Linked DNA regions of Homo sapiens: region 2 is linked to region 1. A link is a loop called in an ENCODE intact Hi-C map of the cell type or tissue named here. Cell type or tissue: MCF 10A. All regions are shown on one strand. Links, peaks and the distances in the headings refer to the core of each region. The heading gives the core; the rest is flanking DNA.

What was found. A loop is a pair of places that touch in the nucleus more often than their neighbours do. Peaks named below come from ENCODE experiments on the same cell type or tissue, not always from the same donor. Only the 100,000 strongest peaks of a DNase experiment are listed, where the experiment ranks them.
Region 2: it touches region 1 in a loop (8-fold over the local background); 7 of 110 quality-filtered maps call a loop at or near these places.

The regions. Positions count from the first base shown.
Region 1 is chr5:150,997,927-151,008,318 of GRCh38, forward strand. No RefSeq gene overlaps it. Among named protein-coding and RNA genes, the nearest start is that of GPX3, 17 kb to the right of the region's middle. In MCF 10A, for the core only: a CTCF peak has its summit at 4,489 (motif pointing right); a DNase peak (open chromatin) is centred at 4,495.
Region 2 is chr5:151,311,858-151,322,249 of GRCh38, forward strand. SLC36A2 (solute carrier family 36 member 2) reads right to left here. Exons shown (of 10, transcript NM_181776.3): 9 at 10,189-10,358; 10 at 3,115-5,231. The coding sequence ends at 4,960. It also overlaps the pseudogene ATP6V1G1P5. Among named protein-coding and RNA genes, the nearest start is that of SLC36A3, 13 kb to the left of the region's middle. In MCF 10A, for the core only: a CTCF peak has its summit at 4,328 (motif pointing left); a DNase peak (open chromatin) is centred at 4,344.

The sequences.
Region 1 (10,392 bases), core at 720-8,719:
TTTGGGCTTACCTTCTCCTGGCTGGCTCACCAAAATATGTTACCAGTGGAGGGTGTCCAGGTGCTTGGCATTTTGAACAAAGAATTGGACAAAATGCACAAACAAAGCAAGGAAAGAATGAAGTAACAAAAGCAGAGATTTATTGAGTACACTCCACAGTGGGAGCAGGCCCAAGCAGCCACTCAAGGGCCGGGATACAGGATCTTCTTGGGTCCAAATACCCGCTGGAGGTTTCCCATTGGCCACTTGGTGTTCACGCCATGTAAATAAAGTGGTGGCCCCCAATCAGTCTGATTGTTTGCAGACGGAAACCAATCAGAGGCTGAAGTGAAGTTACAAAGTTACACTCTTAGGCAAACGCCTGGTTGCCAAAAGCAACCAATCAGAGGTATTTTCTTTTTCTTTTTCTTTTTTTTTCTTTTTGAGACGGAGTCTTTCTCTGTCACCCAGGCTGGCGTGCAGTGGCCCGATCTCGGCTCACTGCAAGCTCCACGTCCCGGGTTCACGCCATTCTCCTGCCTCAGCCTCCCGAGTAGCTGGGAGTACAGGTGCCCGCCACCACGCCCGGCTATTTTTTTGTATTTTTAGTAGAGACAGGGTTTCACCATGTTGGCCAGGATGGTCTCGATCTCTTGACCTCGTGATCCACCCTCCTCAGCCTCCCAAAGTGCTGGGATTACAGGCGTGAGCCACTGCGCCTGGCCCAGAGGTACTTTCAATTAACCATCTGCCATGCAGAAAAGGTGGGAGTTTGCAAAGAGAGTAGCCTCTGGTCCTTTTGTTACTTAGGCATGGAAAGTTAGGGTTTTCCTTTCAATGTAGTTCTACGAAGTCAGCGTGAAATGGCCTTAGGTTTCCTATTCTCCTGCCTCACTGGTATCCAAGGGACTCTGCCATTAGGCTAGCTGTGGAGGGATGGAGAGAGAGCTGAGGCCTCAAATGCCAGTATTCCTTCCTTCCAGATTTGCGTGTAAGACCAGATAATCTTCCAGACCAAACAGTATCTGTTGATGAGTATTAGGCTCGAATGAGAAGGAGAGAGAAGTGGAGCACTGGATTGAAGAGAAAGCAAAAAACCTTCCTAGATCAACAAGGAAATAGCCTCTTCTAGAATCCAGATAGGGCCCTGGACTCCTGTGGGATAATGTAGTGGGTGAAAAAATTGGTAGTGAAGTCCTCGGATATGGGGATGCACTTGGAAGTCTTGGGAACAAGGAAGAGAGACATCCTGTGGTGGTGATTTTTAGATCCAACACCCAGGGGCTTGGGTGCCTTTGGGGGGATTAGTAGAAGAGATCGACACATTGAGGGAGGTTCAGGATAACTGTCTGAAAATGAGAGATTTTTATTGCTTATACTGATGTCCCAATAGGGTCTGTATGTGCTTCAAATAGGTAGAAAAGAATGAAGTCCGAGCCTGAAGATAACAATATCAGTCAGAATTTTAGGATTGTGAATACCTGTCCACAGAAATAGCTGGGCCCTGAGCCTCTGCTGATGATGTAGGAATGGAGGCAGTTAATAAGCTTTAAAGTCATAGGGTCTCAGGGCTAGGGTATGGTGAGGACACTTTGCCACCCCTAAGGTTCAAAGCCTCTTGGACTGGAGGAGGTTGTTAACAGATATTCTAGGCAGAAAAGCTGTGTCAGGTTGTGGTGTATGAAGAGGGAGAATTTGACACCAAATGGTCAGCTGGCCATCTGCTCACCTGTTCCCCTGTGCTCCCTACTCCCACAGGGTCTGCTTACAGAACAAGGCACAGCAAGGAGGCAAGACACAAGCAAGAAATGTGCTTGATGTTACCCACTGCAGTCCTTCTTCCACTCTGGAGGATTCTGAAGACTCAGAAGAGGGACAGGCAATGGATTCAGTCTAAACCCCAGGACCAGGACACTGCCTCAGCTTCGAAGCCTGGATGCAATGCTCCAGGGTATAACCACTGCCCAGAAGCACAGCTAGTACAAGCTGCAGCCTCAATCCAGGCAAGGAGCCAACTCCAACAGGTCAGGCTCCAAGGGATGAAGACTGAAAACATGAATGTGTTGTGCCACTAACTCTAGCGTTTGCTTTTCCTTGTGTTTTTGCATGCATTGTAGACCTTGGCATCAGCATTTGGCTAGCTTTAAGACAGAAACTGAGAAGCCTTTTGTGTTTTATGCGTCAACTTGACTGGGTCACAGCATGCCCAAATATTTGGTTAAACACGATTTCTAGGTGCATCTGTGAGGATTTTCTGGACGAGACTAATATTTGAATTTGAATCAGTGGACTAAGTAAGGCAGACTGCCCTCCCCAGTGTGGGTGGCCCTCATCCTTCTCTCTGCCTGACACTCTTCTAGCTGGAACATTTGTCTTCTCCTACCCTCGGACTCAGACTATGACTGGAATTGATATCATTGACTCTCCTAGTTCTTCAGACTCAGATTGCTCTCCCGGGACTTCTCAGCTTCCAAATCACATGAACCAATTCATTATAGGAAATTTTTTTATATATCCTATTAATTCTGTTTCTCTGGAGAACCCTGATTAATACAGATTTATTTTCCTACACTCCAGTAACTCTCCACTACTCCCTCCCTCAACCCCTGGTAACTATCCTACTTTCTGTCTCTATAAATTTGACTATTCTCAGTACCTCATATAAGAGGAATCATGCAGTATTTGTCCTTTTGTGACTGGCTTATTTCATTAGCATAATGTTTTCAAGGTTTATTCATGTTGTAGCATGTATCCAAATTTAATTCCTTTTTGAGGCTGAATGATACTCCATTGTATGTATATACCATATTTTGTTCATTCATCCATTGATAAACATGTTGTTCCCACATCTTGGCTATTAGGAATAATGTTGCTGTGAACATGAGTGTACAAATATCTGAGTCCTTGCCTTTTTTTTTTTTTTTTGGACACAGAGTCTCTCTCTGTTGCCCAGACTGGAGTAAAGTGGTGTGATTCTCGGCTCACGGCAACCTCTGCCTCCTGGGTTCAAGTGATTCTCGTGCCTCAGCCTCCCCAGTAGCTGGGATTACAGGCGTGTGCCACCATGCCTGGCTAATTTTTTGTATTTTTAATAGAGATGGGATTCGTCATGTTGCCTAGGCTGGTCTCAAACTCCTGAGCTCAGGCAATTTGCCCACCTCGGCCTCCTAAGGTGCTAGGATTACAGGCGTGAGCCACCATGCCTGGATCATTGCTTTTCATTATTTTGGGTATATACCTAGAAGTGGGATTGCTGGATCATATGGTCATTCTGATTTTTTGAGGAACCATCATACTGTTCTCCACAGTGTCTGATGACCTACAGTTTTGAGCTTAGCCTTTCTAAAATAGTGGGGAAAAAAATGAAAAGAAAACAACTAGAAGTGGAAGTAATTTGTCCTTCATTAAGCCAGATATACACATCCTGATTCAAGCTTGAAAACAATATCACCTCCTTCGCTGATATGTAAGTACCTTTTTATAATTTAAATTTTAAGTTATGATTAATTAGAAACTTAAAATGTATAGTCTGTATATGCACTGGATGTCCACAAAGTGACCCTTGGTTGCTAAATCTTTGAGAAAGGCTGAGTAGACACTGAACGAATGTATATCCAACTTACTTGTCAACTCCTCCAAGAACATTCCTTACCCCCTGACCCAAGACATGCTTTCTATGAGCTCCAACAGTGCCCCTAGTCTTCAACAGCTACCACATCTGTGCTCGTCACACTCTTGTCCTTCTCCTAGTCTCAACTGTGAGCCATGGATGGCAGAGGCCGGTTTTTACCCTTCAGGTCTCCAGTTAGGCCTGTGATGGTTCTAGGGTTTTGTTTAGGCTGCGAGTCTGATTGGGGCTAGGACAAAGGGTCAAATTCAGGATGAAAATCAGCCTGGCCAAGAGCAGTGGATACATAGCCCCCATCATCCCACTTCTCAGATGCTCCTAGAACTCCAGCCCGGGATCCTTTATCCTCTGTATACTCCACCTTCTCCCCATACAAGACCCTCTGCAGAGAGCAGGCACAAGGAGCAGATAAATGATGGTCGATGCTGCCTGTCAATTCAGATGGGCCTGGCATAACGGTTAACTAATGGGTTTCTTGTTTGATTGATAGGTTCTCTCAAAACTAAAGGAGTTAAATTTCTTTAATAGCAATACATGCTCATTGTTAAAAACTCATATCAACTGAATTTCCCTTGAACACTATTAACATTTAGTGTATTATCCTTTCACATTTGTATAGATATTTAGAAAAATGGAGTGTAGTATATACGTTTATATATTTTTGCTTAGCAGTACATCATAGACATCTATTTCATTATATTCAAATGGCTCAATAATATTCCCCTGTGTAGCTGTACCATAATCTAGCCAAACTCCTATGTGGGGGCCTGGTTTGTATTTGATTTTTCAGTAATATAAACAATGCTGAGATAAACCTCTATCAGCTAGATTATTTCTATTGACTGATTTTAATACATGATTGGAATTTTAACCACAAGGGGGAAGCAGGCAACCATGGGAAGACAGGCTAAGATTTAGGATAAAGAAAAAGAGGCTGGGTGCAGTGGCTCATGCCTGTAATCCCAGCGCTTTGGGAGGGTGAGGCAGGAGGACAGCTCAAGCCTAGGAGTTTGAGGTTACACAAAGCTATAATCACACTACTGCACTCCAGCCTGGGTGACAGAGCAAAACCCTCTCTCTCAAAAAAAAAAAAAAAAAAAAAAAACGATTTAGAAAGTTATCTCACATACATAAGCTTACCCCAACCTTGTGAGCAGGTAGTAGCATTAGTATTAGCCTCATTTTTTGGAGGCAAAGCTGATGATTTCATTATCAGGCGCTCTTCTGTATTTCCAAATAAATTGACAGCAGTACAACATTCTGCCTACATTCAGTTCAAGTCCAGGTGCTGTGCTGGGGACACTATGAGGCATGCAGAAATAAAGAAGACAATCCCTGCCCCTCAGGGGGTCATTATCAGGTGTGAGGACAGACACACCTAAATAACCAAGTGCCCACTGTAACAGACAGGAGAGCCCAGGAAGGTAGGAAATTCACTTCGATAGTGAGGCTGGGCACAGTTTTATGGAAGGGGTATGCTGACAATAAGAGGTAAGGTGTATTTAGCCTTTACTCTGTGCATGGCACTGTGCTAAGTGCTTTACCTGCATAATCTCATTAAAACTTCCCCACAGGCCAGGCACCGTGGTTTATGCCTGTAATCCCAGCACTTTGGGAGGCCAAAACAAGAGGATTGCTTAAGCCCAGGAGTTTGCAACCAGCCTGGGCAACATAGCAGGGCCCTGTCTCTTAAAAACAAACCAACCAACCAACAAACAAACCAACAAACAAATCCCCATAGACCTGGAAGGTATCCTACCCTTTTTTACAGAGAAGAAAACTGATGGTCAGAGAGGTTAAGAAACCAGCTACCGTGGCACAACACTGGAACGCGCGTCCTTAATGTGAATTCAGGAGGCCCTACAAGGGTTGGTAGACTTTCAACAGGCAGGGCTGGGAGAGAGACTTCTAAGAGAGGAAACACAGAAACGAAGCCTTAGAGGCAAGAAATACAGGCACGTCTGGGAATGGCAAGGGGATCAGCGTGCCTGGGGTGTGAAAAAGGAGGAATCTGAAGAGATCAAAACTAGAGAAAGAAAACTGAGTCAGAGTGGTGAAGACTGTGAGTAGCAAGGCAAGGAGATCCCGCTGTATTTTGTATTCAGGTGAAACCAACTGAAGATAATGACATCATGTGTGCTTTATGAGGATTAATTTGGTGCATTGCCTAAGAGAACAAGGAGACTAGTTAGGGGCTTGTTAAAATAGTCCTGGCCAAAGATAACTAGCGAAGGAATGAGAACCAGAAGACATTACAGAGATAAAATCCACAAGATCTTATTAGATGCTGGGGAAAGAGGAAAGAATTGTGATTAAGATTTTCATGTTTGGGCAACCAGGAGAATGTGAGTGTGTACACCAGGAGAGGGGCTGGACAGAAGGGAGAGGCGAGTTCACTTTTCTTTTATGAGCTGGAAGGACCACAGGGACCTTTGAGTGGAGATGTTTAGAGGAGAGTTAGAAACAGGAAGCTGGTGATTTAGACATAGTACCTGAGAATCAGAAGAAACCCAGGGCCGGGTGTGGTGTCTCACGCCTGTAATCCTAGCACTTTGGGAGGCCAAGATGGGAGGGCTGCTTGAGGCCAGGAGTTCAAGACCAGCCTGGTCAACATAGTAAGACCCTCTCTATATAGAATAAAATAAAATTTAAAAAAAGAAGAAGGCTGGGTGCAGTGGCTCACACCTGTAATCCCAGCACTTTAGGAGGCCGAGGCGGTGGATCACCTGAGGTCAGGAGTTCAAGACCAGCCTGATCAACGTGGTGAAACCCCGTCTCTACTAAAAATACAAAAATTAGCTGGGTGTAGTGGCAGGTGTCTGTAATCCCACCTACTCAGGAGGCTGAGGCAGGAGAATCACTTGAACCCAAGAGACAGTGAGCCAAGATTGCGCCATTGCATTCCAACCTGGGTGACAGAACGAGACTCTGTCTCAAAAAAATAAAAAATAAATAAAAAGAAGAAGAAATGACCAAGGGAGCTGGCCAGGGAAAAACCTACACTTAAGATTCAGCAAGGCATGTTAGACCCTGATAACCTGCAATTCCACAGCCAGGTTTCTATCCCAGAGAAACAAAATCACACGTGCACAAGAGAGCGTATGAAAGTTCACAGCAGCATTGTCTGTCTTGGTGAAAGCCTGGGTCAGGGAGGAGCAGGCAAATAAACCATTAAACATCCACATTGTGCAATAGTTACCAATTAAGTAGATCAAAGGTATTGACATGGACAGATCTTCAGAACATACAGTGGATGAGAAAAACAACATGTAGTGCAATAATAATGTATAAAACATTACTTATGAAAAAAGAAGAAAAGCCAAACAATCCTGTCACATATATATTTTAAATGATGTATGTGTAGGCATAGAGAAAATTCTGGAAAGCTAAATCCATGCTAATTGTGATAAAGGGGAGGAGTTGGGACAAACATGAAGAGCAGAAGGGGTTAAATGGGGTTTTAGCATAGTTGTCAGGTTTTAATTTTATAAGAAAAATGTAATCATCTGTTACTTATGTGAATAAAAATTCTCAAAATATTTTTAAAAAGAAAGATTCAATGGGAAGAGGAAGCAATGGAATAGACAGGAATACATTCCTAGACTCTAGGTAGGACACTGTTACTGGGAACACTGGGAGAAGTTTCTGGAATGCAAGGTGGAAAAAGGATCCACTGCACTCAGCAACGCTGCAGAGACAGCAGCCAGCAGGATGAGTCCTGTGAGCTCAGCTGGTTGTCAACACCTTTCACTTACAGCCACTAGCTCCTGTGTCCTTGAAAAGTCGCCATGTCCCACCACTGCCCTTGAATGAGATGGAGACTTTCTGTTCTTTTTTGAGTTGTAAACATCCAAAAGCATTTCATCAATTTCTTGTATTTAGACATTCCCTTCCTTTCCCAGAAATTCCACAGTGATATTCTCAGTGTTCTCTTTCCAGTCCTTCAAGCTGTGTATGAAATCTACTTCTTCCCAGTCCAGCTCCAGCAAATACCTGCCTCCTCTCTTGTTCTCCATTCAAAAAACTTCCAATTTGAGGTCATTTTTAAGAGCATTACTGTGGTGGTGGCGGTGGTGGAGTTTATAGAATTTCTCATGGGACCCACAGCATGGATGTGGCTAACACTGACTGAGCACACAAAGGTGCAGGCACTGTGCTAACTTCATAGGAAGTATCTCGGTTAATCCTTTCAGCAACCCCAGTAGGTCAGTACTATTATAACCTCCAAGGTCTTTCTTTCACAGCTGGGACTTAGTGTGGCTGAGCGACCTAAGGAGGTAAGTGGCAGTAAGCTTGTGGTGGGTGACTCTGTGTTTGTCTCACTATGTGAGTTTGTCCTAAGTGATCAATAGGGGTGGGGACTGGACTAGAAACAAGGTCTCAGGTATGCAGGGGTGTTCAGTTTACCAAATGCCTTTATGACCATTAATTCATTTGATGTCACCACAGTGCTTTAATGACATGGGTCATTAGGGAAAATAATGAGATGAGTCAAGCTTTGTAATTCCCTTAAAGTGGTCAAGTCTGGGTTAAGGGCTTTTAGGGCACATTAACTCACTATGTCGTCTTGAGCAACTCTGCAAGGGGTGGGAGCAGAGGGGGCCCCCTTTGGCCCAGCTCTCTACAAATCATCTAGTTCCTAGCAGCCACTCCTCCTGGTCTGCAAATTCTTGGCGAGGCACCCTCCTGCTCTCCAAACCCACCCATTCCAGGCGATCCCTTAAGTGGCAGAGGAGCCAGGTTCCTGGGGTTAATAAGCAGGCTGTTTATAGCCAGCAGCAGTCACGGGACAGCCAGCTGGAAGGTCATGCCCCTTCTGAATGTTGAGGTTTCTCATAAACATTTCCCCAGTGAGCCTTCTGGGAGATGAGGATGACTCTGGGCCCATTGCCCTTGCTGGGGCAGAGCGCCAAGGCCCCATACTCACTTTCTTCTCCTTTCTCCCGAATCTGGCTCTCTTCCTCTTTCCTCCTTCCTCTCCTACTCTGCTGTCATTCCTTCCCTTTCTTCAGTGGAAAGAGGACACGTTTCACAGTAGACACACAGGATAACTCAACCTTCTGAGCCTCAGTTTCCTCCTGCGTAAATGGGGTAATAATGGGACCTTCATCTCAGGATGTAAGGGAAAGTGCTTAGCACTGTGTTAGGCACGCACAGTGGACATTTAAAACATATTGGTCATGTCTTTCCCCCTCCACCCTATCCTTTTGCCCTAATCCTGGCCACTGCCCTGTTTTCTTTCTATTTTCCTGCTCCAGCCCTGCTCCCATTTCCACCCTGGGCACTTCCACCCCACTGATTGTGCTGCTGCTGCCTGGGAGGGTAGACGAAGAAGCCAGGCTTCATTCAGAGGAGGGCTGACCACCGCAGGGCCCGCCTGGCCTTGGCACTTCCCCATGAGACCGCACCCTAGGCCTCTCTGCTTTTAGTAAATAGCCCATGGGAACAGGGGGTGGAGGGAGGATGTAGAATGGGAGAGGCCAAGACATTTTAACCTTTGGCTTCTATTTGCCCTTAATCTGGCTCTTCCAATGGCTTAATGATCAGAGATCATTGTGTAAATTGCTGTGTGACTTTGGGCAAGTCCCCTTCACTCTCTGAGCTTCAGTGAAGTGTGGGAAGGAAGTGAAGAGCAGAAGTTGGGTAGAAGTGCAGGTCCTGGAACCAGACCATCTCCACCACTTGCTAGCTTGGAGTACATAACTCCTCTGTGCCTCAGTTTCCTCAACTATAAAATGCAATTTATAGTATACCTAATTTATAAAAGCACTTTTAAAAGTGCTTAGAATAGCGCCTAGCCCATAGTTGGTACTAAATTAATCTCAGCTATTATATGCAAATGGAGAGGTAGAACAGGGGTATGTGTGCATGAGAGGAGAGCTGGACCTTCTCTGAGGGTATTCTAAAGTCCTGAAAACCCACATTCCTCCTTTTTGGATAAGAAGAAGACAGAACCTTGAACACAAAGTACTTCTCCCAAGGAGACCATAGGAAACTTGTCAAAGACTTTTAAAGCCAGATGGACCCCTTAGAGGTCATCTGGTCTAACTTGTCATGCTACAGTAAGAACAGGGTGGACCAGAGAGATTCGGACTTATCTGGGACCACAGAGCTTTTGACGAGTTATAGAATTGCAGGTGGTGCATTGCAGGGAAGGGAGGCACTTTAAGAGGACAGTGGGATGGGCTGCCAGAGGGCTGGTGGGATGCTAGAGGTCAGATTCCCAGGCTCCATGACCTCCAGGATTCTTAGTTCAGGCACTTACCCCATAACTAAAGCACTGATGTCACCACCGGCATCTTTAATAATTATAACCATGTAATGAGGAGGGACTATATCCCAAGCACTGCACCAGACGCTTTCACATGCATTACTTACTCCATACAAAATCCCCTTGGCAAATGAGGAAACACGCCTTGCCCAAGCTGCAACAATTACAAAGGGGCAGAGCTGGGCTTTGAATCCCGGTCTCTCTGATGCCAAAACCAGGGTTCTCATGCAACACTCTTTTCATGTTTCCCAGAGCCTAGTTTGAGGCTTGAGCCTCAATAAATAAGGATCTTGTATTTGTCTCACTGGGCTGGCCAAGCAGATCTTGTATTTGTCTGACTGGGCTGGCCAAGCGATAACACTAATGAATCAGCCTGGGTCCCAGTCACCTTTCCAGCCCTTTCCACCCTGACCCACAAGCCATGATGAGAGACCAGACCCTGTGTAGGAAATCTTTCTTCCAGGGGCCCTGCCTCTGTGTTATCTGTCCCCACTGTCAATGGGAGAAGCAGTGG
Region 2 (10,392 bases), core at 1,020-9,019, 310 kb after region 1:
CGTGTGTTTGCTCAAGGCTCTGGGGCTCTATAATCAGTAAGTGGCAAGCCATTCGGGTCTGTATTTTTCCCTTTAATGTGGAGAGTTCCCCCAGGCTGTATGCAGGTCCAGAGGTGCCATCTGTCTTGACAGCCAGGGACTAGAATCAAAAACCTAAGAAGTCTACCTGGTGCCGTATTGTACTGTGGCTGAGCTGGCACTCGAACCACAAGACACAGTCCTTTTCACTCTTCCCTCCCCTTTCCAAAGGTAGGGCAGCCTCACCCTATGGCCACTGCCACCTCAGGCCCACAGGGAGTAATGCTAGACTACTGCCAATGTTCCCTTAAGTCCTGAGGGCTCTTCAGTCAGCTTTTGGTGCATGCTGCCTGGCCTGGGACTCACCCTTCAAGGCAGTGGGCTACCCTCTGGCCCAGGACAGGTCCAGAAATGCCATCCAAGAGCCAAGTCCTGGAATTGGGGACCCCAAGAGCCTACTTGGTGCTCTACCCCTGTGGCTGAGCTGGTAACTAAAGTCAGCAGGTCTCAGAGTCTCACCCAAGGCCCTTGATGTAGTATCTGGGTATCACTGGTGTTTATTCAGGGCCCAAGGGCTCTTCAGTGAGCAGGTGATGAATGCTGCCAGGACTGGGTCCTTTCCTTCAAGACAGTGGGTTCCCTTCTGGCCCAGGGTATGTCTAGAAATGCCCAGAAGCTAAGGTCTGGAAAGGCAGCATCATGACTCTGACCCATGCCCTATTCTTCTGTGGCTGAGTTGGTATCTAAGATGTAAGATAAAGTCCTCCCCACTATTCCTTCTCCTCACCTCAAGCAAAAGGAAGGGGTCTATTCTGGAGCCACAAGCTGTGCTTCTTGGGGTTAGGAAAGGGGTGATGCCAAGCACTCCCTTAGTCACCCCAACTGGTGTCTCAGTATGTCTCCTGCTCCCCCAGTCCACTGTCTCTGGGTCCAATTCAGTACTAGGAGTCTCCTAGGAGTTGTAGTCCTTGTGGCCTAGACTGCCTTTCAAGTTTATTTAAAGCCCCAGAGCACTTTAGCCCATGGTGGTGAGGCCTGTGGGAACTAGAGTTCTGATCTCTGGGATCAGTGATTCCCCTCTGGCTAGGGCTGGTTTAAATGCTCCCTCTGTGGGCGGGTGTCAGCTGAGTTTGGTCTGGTTTTCCTTTCTGCTATAACAAGGGCAGCACCTAGTCAATGCATCACAATTACTGGGTTCTCCCTTCCCCAGAGCCCAGAGATACTCTGGGCACCATGGGCCCCTGCTGGGGGTGGGGGAGGGGTGGCGCTGCGCAGTTGATTCAAGACTGTTTTTTCTTTTACCTCTTTAGTGCCTCTTTCAGCCATACGAAGTTAAAACCAGGTACTGTGAGTGCCCACGTTTTTTGGTTCTTATGAAGGTGTACATAATTGTTAAATTGGTGTCCTTGCAGCAGGGGTTGGGGGACAGGACAGATCAGTGGAGCTTTCTACCATCTTGCTCTACCTCCTCCCTATTTTACATTTTGATAACCACCATTCAGTGGCCTCCCTTGGGCCCTACAATGCAGTGAGGAGCTTTGATGCACAAATGTTTGCATCCTGGATCCATCCTTCACTACGTGTTTGATCTTTAACAAGTTATTTAATGTCTCTGAGTCTGTTTCCTTATCTGAAAATGGAGACAATGACAGTGTAAACATCACAGGTCATTGTAAGGATTAAATGAGATGATCTCATGTAAAATCCTTAGTAAGCACTCAATGAAGGAAAGGAGGAAGGGTTTTCTATGTTCCTTGACTCACTAGCAAGTTCCAGAAGTTAAATAAATAGTAAGTTAAATGGGGGGAAGAAAGTCGTGTGTATGCATATGTGTGTACTAAAAAAATCAGTTCCAAACCACTTAAGAAATTTTAATATCACCACCACTCAGACATAAAGCTAACATGTAGTAGTCTTTAGTGTTGCCAATGATTACTAATGAGTCTCCCTAGCTTAGTTTTGTTGGTTATATCAATGTTGCTAAATTTAGTTTTTCTTTCCAAGGTTTAACTTCAGCCAGATTTGTCTGAGTAATAAAATTAACCCTATCCTCTTACACAGTAGGGGCTTATCTTTAGAGAATGAGTGTAAACTTTTCTTAATAACAGAGAAGATAACTTTAAACTTCAAGGATGGGTGCGGTGATTGATAGTGGAGCAGGGTGGGAGAGAAATGTTTCCAGAGAGGATGATCACATTGCCAACACTCAGGATGGATCATTGGAAGTCCTTTGGGTTTGCTGATGAAACAGAGAGCTCAGGGTGGAAATGACAACCCATTCTCTGGCAAAGTGGACTGTGGACCCCTGCACGAGCTATGAGTGTCCTGTTGCCCAACAGGGACTCTGTAGGCTATGGGATCTGGGTGTGGACCACCAGCCTTTCCTCCATCTGAGTGGACTTGTGCTGGTGAAGTATCTTCTGGAAGTCCAGCAGATAGAAAGTAACATACAGAAAGAGCAGACCGGGACGTGGGAATTGGGGGGCACAGGGAAGACGAAGGATGAAAATAAGCAGGACAGGGCTTTTTCAAATGTTCTCTTAACACCGAGGCTGAAACAGGCATAGCTCATTCCCGTAAACCACGGAGAGTTTGATGAGAAACTCTCCTCTCCCCACCTTTTGGGACTATAGATCTTCAACATCTATTTATTTATCTAGGTGCGTTTTCTCAATTTTAGTAATTCTGAGGGGAGGGGAGAGAGCAGTCACCACCAGAAGGATGGAGGTGATGTCTCAGGTTGGCTTGCCTCTGGCTGCCAGCCAAGATCAGACACAAGCATAGGTGCTGTAATGTCCAGGCAGCAGGACAGAATGGAAGAAGGTTCAGGCTCAGTCGTAGAAGATTCAGGTTCTACTCAAAGCCCAGCTCAAATGATACCACCTGTGGAAAGTCTTCTTTGGTGCTCTAGAGCAGGTAGTGTCCTTTGCCCTTAGATGGACATTAGATGGTATTTACTTAGTTGATTACCTGTTAACTCTTCCCCAATGGACAGCAGACTGGCTGCTTGAGAGCAGGGATTCTTTTCTCATTAATCAGTGTATCCTCTTTAGAATGATTTATCAGTTATCTTTTGCTGCATAAAACTTCCCACTCTTTATGTATTAAAATTACAAACATCTTTATTATTTATCACAGTTCTGTGGATTATCTGTACAATTCTTATGGTCTGTGTCAGCCTGACTGGGGTTGGATATAGTCTAGGATGGCTTTACTCGTGTCTGGAAGTTGGTAGGCTGGTTGATCTGCGGACAGGGCTCAACTGGGATGATTCATTTATGTTCCACATGGTCTCTGATCCTCCGGTAGGCTAGCCCAGGATGCTTTACTTGGTGGTCTCAACTCCATAGAGCAGCAAGTGATGTAAGTCCTGATGCATAGGTTATTACCAAACCTCTGACTGCATCACATTTACTAATGTCCCATTGGCCAAAGCAAGTTACAAGGCCAAGATCAAATTTAAAGGGGAGAGGCTGGGCGTGGTGGCTCACACTTGTAATCTCAGCACTTTGGGAGGCCGAGGCAAGTGGATCACCTGAGGTCAGGAGTTTGAGACCAGCCTGGCCAACATGGTAAAACCCCATCTCTACGAAAAACAAAAATTAGCCAGGCATAGTGGCAGGCACTTGTAATCCTAGCTACTTGGGAGGCTGAGGCAGAAGAATCGCTTGAACCCAGGAGGTGGAGGTTGCAGTGAGCCGAGATTGTGCCATTGCACTCCAGCCTGGGCAACAGAGCGAGACTTCATCTCAAAAAAACAAAACACAAAACAAAACCGACAAACAAGCAAAAAAATTTAAGGGATACAGATACAGACTTCATCTTTTCATAGGAGCAGGTGCAAAGTCACATTATCACGAGGAATTTATGGTCATTTTTGCAATATTCTACAAAATCTTGTTTGGCACACAGTAGGTAATCAAGAATGCATGTTGCAAGAATTAAGAGGTAAAGTCTATTCAAATAATATTCATGTTCACTCCTCATCCCTCCCCATTGGCACATCTACTTCCATGCCTCCTATTCATTGTTGGGATCTTTGAGTTGGGAGAAAATGTTATCTAATCGTTTGAAATGTTTGTTGCCCCTCATTTAATATGCATGGCTCCTTTCTATCTGAGAGTTTTCACACTGGTCATCTTGGCCCTACCCATCTCAACACTGGAGCCGTGCACAACTTTCTGGCTTGTGGATTATGTGCCCACCCTTAATGTTTGCTTTTTGAACAGACCCAGAAAAGGGAAAACCGGTTGTCTGCCAAAGTGTGGACAGTCTTAGCTGGCTGCATCTCCTTTGGCCAGTTGCTGCCACTTGGGGCCCTCTGGTGGCTGCTTCTTGCATAGCTCCACGCTAGGTATGAAATTCATTGTGTGAATTATCATAAGCTTGGATAGAGTCCAGAGCCTTCCAAGGGAAAGCTCACAATGTAGTGGAATGCCAGAGGTATGAAAAGAAGAAGTAATAAACAAAACAAAAATGTAAAAAATTACCATTTAGAGCTTGTAGCTTTCTTGTTTCACCATGACTTGGCCCAGAGAAAAGGCAAAGCAGTGACATAAAGATAATGCATATAAAAGAGATCTGGCCAGGCGAGGTGGCTCACGCCTGTGATCCCAGCATTTTGGGAGGCCGGGGTGGGTGGATCACCTGAGGTCGGGAGTTCAAGACCAGCCTGACCAACATGGAGAAACCCCGTCTCTACTAAAAATACAAAATTAGCCAGGCGTGCTGGACTATGCCTCTAATCCCAACTACTCGGGAGGCTGAGGCAGGAGAATCGCTTGAACCCAGGAGGCCGAAGTTGTGGTGAGCTGAGATCGCATCATTGTACTCCAGTCTGGGCAACAAGACAGAAACTCCGTCTCAAAAAAAAAAAAAAAAAAAAAAAGAGATCCATATAATTAAAAGTCGGGTGCTGGTAGGCAAGGAGCAGTGCCAGGCTCACCGAACAAAAGTGGTGGAGTTGGAAAAGGGGTGAGAGTCTTCTGACTTGAGCAGCTCGTCCAGGGCCTGGTAGGTCCCCACCACAAAGCCCACGAAGCCCAGGATGCTGATCAGGGCGTCCTTGAAGATGGTGAGGGGGCTCATGCCCTCTGAGTAGAACGTGGTGACCTCCAGGAGCGGTGGGATGATGAGGGCCAGGGCGGTGCCACTCACGGAGCCCACCAGGGAGATGACCAGGTCCAGGCGGGGGATGAGGATGGCCAGGAGGCCTGCAGGGAGAGGATAGTGGAGAGATGGAGCATTCCAGGCTTAGCCAAGCTTTGAAAGTTTGTTCTTAAAGTCCTCTTCTTGGCCAGGCACAGTGGCTCACACTTGTAATCCCAGCACTTTGGGAGGCCTAGATGGGTGGATCACTGAAGGTTGGGAGTTCAAGACCAGCCTGTCCAACATAGTGAAATCCCATCTCTACTAAAAATACAAAAATCAGCCGGGTGTGGTAGTGGGTGCCTATAATCTCAGCTACTCAGGAGGCTGAGGCAGGAGAATCACTTGAACCTGGGAGGTGGAGGTTGCAGTGAGCCAAGATCACGCCACTGCACTCCAGCCTGGGTGACAAAGTGAGGTCCTATCTCATTAAAAAAAAAAAAAAAATCCTCTTCTTAAAAAATGAACTAATTGTTTCTCAGAAATTCAATTACAGAAAGAAAAGTTAAAAGTCCTCCAATATCCCTAATCATATTCCCTAGAAGTTACATATTAAAAATTCAGCCAGGCATAGTGGCACATTTCTGTAGCCCCAGCTATTCGGGAGGCTGAGGCAGGAGGATCCAGGAGTTCAAGGACACCCTGGGTAACATAGTGAGACCCCATCTCAAAACAACAATAACAAAATTTGGTGAGTCTCTGTCTAATTGTATTCATTCATATTGTTCATTCATATTGTTGGGAGGAAATGTATTCATTCAAAAACTTTTCCCCTACCAACTTAGGGTCAGTGGTTGGGTGCTTGTGAATTCAACTGACAATAGGTAAGATTAACAAGAGAAAAGACAAAGTGTATATATAAGCTCCAGAGCCTTGAGAAGAATTGGCTTCCAGAACAGCCAAAGATACCCCCTTAATAAGGGGAAAAGGAGGGAGGAGAAAGGGCTTTTATGGAAGAACAAATGGAAGATATGACAGTTTCAGATAAAATTTGTTAAACAGTTAGTAATTCCCATGATAATGCTAAGTCTCTTTTCTGGCTCTAAACTTCCCAGAGAAGGGATTTATGGCAGCTATATTTGTCAGGAGGTCCCGCTTACATCAGCAAAAGAAGATTAGACAAAGTTTCTTTCTGCAGCTTCTTTTTGTTCAGGCATTTTTAGCTTAAAATAATCTTTATGCTACCGAGGTGCATTTTGGATCCTTACATATCCAACAAAACTTAAGCTCTTACTTAATAAATAACACTAAATAACAGTGCTGGGAACCATTCAAGCTGTTTGGAATATATCAATGTACAAACTGTCAATGTTTGTACTATCAAAATTTGTATCAATGTACAAATTTTTTAGAAGTCTTCTAAAATGCCTAGCATTTTAATAAATAAAAAATAATATAAATAATATAAATAAATAATACAAATTTATTATTTATTTTATATATAAATAAAATATATTTTATATATTTTATCTATAATAAAAATAAATAATAAATAAAAATATAATAATTATTTATAAATATTTATTTATAAAATATATTTTTATATATAATAAATATTTTATATATATAAAAATATAATAAATATAAATAATATAAATAAATAAATTATTTTTTAAAATGCCTAGAATTTTAATAAATAATTAACATGAGTATAAGAACCTTTTACTTGCAAACAATTAGAATATGAAATTATTTATAATACAAAGAGATCTTCAGTTGGAAGAAAATCCGGGAGGTGTCTTTAAAGAAGTGTCTTCTCCAGGTTTTATACACATGTCAGAAAACCCCTAACAAAGAAACACGAAAAGCTAAAAATTTTGAAATTATATTTTTTTAGCAGGACGTTTTACAGACCTGGGCTTTTACATTTTTTATTATATTTGATGAAAAATGTTCCTGGTCACCAATAAATCCCAGGAGCCTTGAGCAGGCCTCCTTTGGAGGAGTGTGGTAGAACAGAACAGGTCTGGAAGGCAGGAGTCTGGTTCATTCTTGTATGGCCTTGCCCAAGTCCCACCCCTTCCTCAGCTTGTTTCCTCAGCTGCAAAATGGAGATGAAGGCTACTATCCTTTTAGGTATTGTGATTCATTCTGCATAGGACATAAAAGTCTTCAATGAGATTTTTCATGTAAAGCATTCAGAAAAGTTATCTTTGCTATTACTCCAAGTTATTTACTCATACATGCTAATTGACAATGCATGAAGAAGTGTAGTGTAGGCTTAAGGGATTGTTATCTTTATACTGTGGGGCAAATTCCTTGATCTGTCTGGAATATGTAAGATACTGGATAGTTCCTGCATTCAAGGTCAAATTGAGAACTAATCACTTCAAAAAAAGAAAATCAGTGTCGAATGAATGCTGTGGGCTGGCCTAGAAAAGTGAAAATCAACAGCCACTTCAGCCAGTCTCAGGGGATCCAGCAGCTGCTGCAGGCCAAGATGCAGCCACTGAGAAGGTGTCCAAGTGTGAGCAAAAACATAGAGGCTGAAGCAGGCCAAGGAAGCAGCTGAGGCTTCAACTGCTGAACTGAAACTGAACAGCACTGCCTGCAGAGGGAGAAAGAGTTCAAGACCAAGGAAGCTGCAGCCCTGGAATCTCACAGCAGCCTTGGCACTGAAGTGGCACAGGAGGGTCAGAAGAAGAGGACCAGCCTCCAGAACTACTTCCAGCAGAATGGGGGTGAAGGCTTGGCTAGTCTCTTGGCTTTTGTCTGTGACACCTGGACAGAAATCCATGAAAACTGCTGCATAAATGAAGAAGAGTGGGAGAAAGAAGCGCCTGTACCACAGATTGGCATTTTAGATGCCCTCGAGGAATATGCAGCTTGAGATATATTCTTATGAAAAGGCATTAAATGATTTCTGTATATTATATAGCAGGTCCCTTCACATCTCAGAGAATATAAAATCTAGCTTCTTTGTACAGACTTAGAACTTATCTATAGATTTTCTTTTTACATCGTATTTCGTAGAAATTTAATGGGTATATGTCATGTTTTCCCATGCCTATTAGCTGAAGTAACATATGTATCAGTGTATCAATGTTGACTTTTTCTTTCTTTTTTCTAGTAAAAAAAAGTTCTTTGAAGAAGAAAGAGATTAATATTTTTTTTTTCCCTGTAGTGCTTTCTTGAATGTCAGGATTCTAACCATGAAAAAGTAGTAAATGGTTATTTGTAATCTGTGTGAAGCAGCAGCCACCCTTAAATTAGTCCATTCCTGCTAATGGTTAGAATAATGAATACTAGCATAACTGTTTGGGCTGCTTTTAGTTTCTCTGAATCAAAATTACTAGATGGTAGAATTCAAAAACTCGTTACATGTTATTACTCGGTGTACTGATAATTATCTAAAAGTAACACTTTGTTATGCAAAAAAAAAAGAATTTCCTAAATTTCCATGGACAGATGAATGGATAAAGAAAATGTGGTTTCTACGTACAGTGGAATACAATTTGGCCTTAAAAAGAAGACACTTTTGCAATTACAATCAAAAGGCATCTTAGGGACAGCTGGGCCACCTCTACTCTACACAGGAATCTCTAGCCATCTCCTTCGGCCTCTGGTGGAATACTTGCAGAAAGGGGTACTCCGGGTCATGGGGGCTGCTGTGAGCCAGGGAGTGGGAATGACCTCAGCCAATAGGCAAGCACAGGACCGTCCAGGGGTCAAGGAGCCCCAGCTGATTGTTGCCGATGGGGAATGTGATCCCAGCCTTGCCCAATCATTTTATAGTAGCCCCACCAAAAAATTTTAAAAATCTGCATTTGTATGGAGATTGCCCACATTTTAAATGTTGGCCCACTTTATACAACATTGTGAGGTTCAAACAACACCTGTTGCCAAATTAGAGTCCCATTTTCAATGTCTGCCCTGGAGGTGAAGGGCACTGGCTCTAGACTTACATGACTTGAATTCAAATCCTACCTCTGACACTTTCTGGCCAATTATTAATCACTCACTGCCTCAGTTTTCTCTTTCATAAAGTAGGGTTTATCATAGTTCTACCTCATGATAATTGTTGTGAGGACTGAATAAAATATTATGAAATCTAGACTAGAAAGAGCTGAACACAGTGCCTGGCACACAGTAAGTGTTCAATACATGTCAGTTCTTATGATTTATTTATTTATTTATTTATTTATTTATTAATATATTTGAGACAGGGTCTGACTCTGTTGCCCAGGCTGGAGTGCAATGGTTCAATCTCAGCTCACTGCAGCCTCAGCCTCCTGGGCTCAAGCAATCTTCCCACCCTAGCCTCCCAAGTAGCTGGGACTACAAACATGGGGCACCCATGCCTGGCTATTTTCTTTTCTTTCTTTTTTTTTTTTTTTTTAATAGAGATGGGGTTTCACCATGTTGTCCAGGCTGGTCTCAAAACTCCTGAACTCAAGCAATCCGCCTGCCTTGACCTCTCAAAGTGCTGGGATCACAGGCATGTGCCAGAGTGCGCAGCAAGTTCTTACAGTTATTGTTTGATAAGCTGTGTCAATCCCTTAGGCTGAACACCAACAAATCTGTCTAATTAGGTACATGTAAGAATGGGGTTGTTTAGATGAGTGAATACTTGTAAAGCTTTAAAATGGTCCCTGGAATACAGTAAGTGCTCAGTAAATGCTGATTGTCATGACTGCCCTCTACCATCTGACTGATTCTTTTTTTTTTTTTTTTGAGATGAATCTTGCTCTGTTGCCCAGGCTGGAGTGCAGTGGCACGATCTCGGCTCACTGCAACCTCTGCCCTACATGTTCAAGTGATCCTCTTGCCTTGGTTCTTGAGTAGCTGGGATTACAGGCACGTGCCACCACGCCTGGTTAATTGTTGTATTTTTAGTAGAGACAGGGTTTCACCATTTTGGCCAGGCTTGTCTGAAACTCCTGACCTCAGGTGATCCACCCGCCTCGGCCTCCCAAAGTGCCAGGATTACAGGTGTAAGCCAATGCATCCGGCCCATCTGGCTGATTCTTTATAGCCCTCAGAAAAGATCAGCAGGAACACTGCACTCTCCTTTCTACTCACATGTCAGGCAGACCATGACGAGGCGAATGGACAGATCCAGAGGCAGTGCCCAGCGTGTTGACACCCGGGAGATGGCAAAGGGGATGATGATTTCTGCAGGGACGTAGAACTGCAGGGCATAGGTGCACAGGATGCCGGCAATGTAGAGAAGCTTGACAGACTGGTACAGCCTGCAAGACAAACCACAGAGCTGCTCTCCACGGC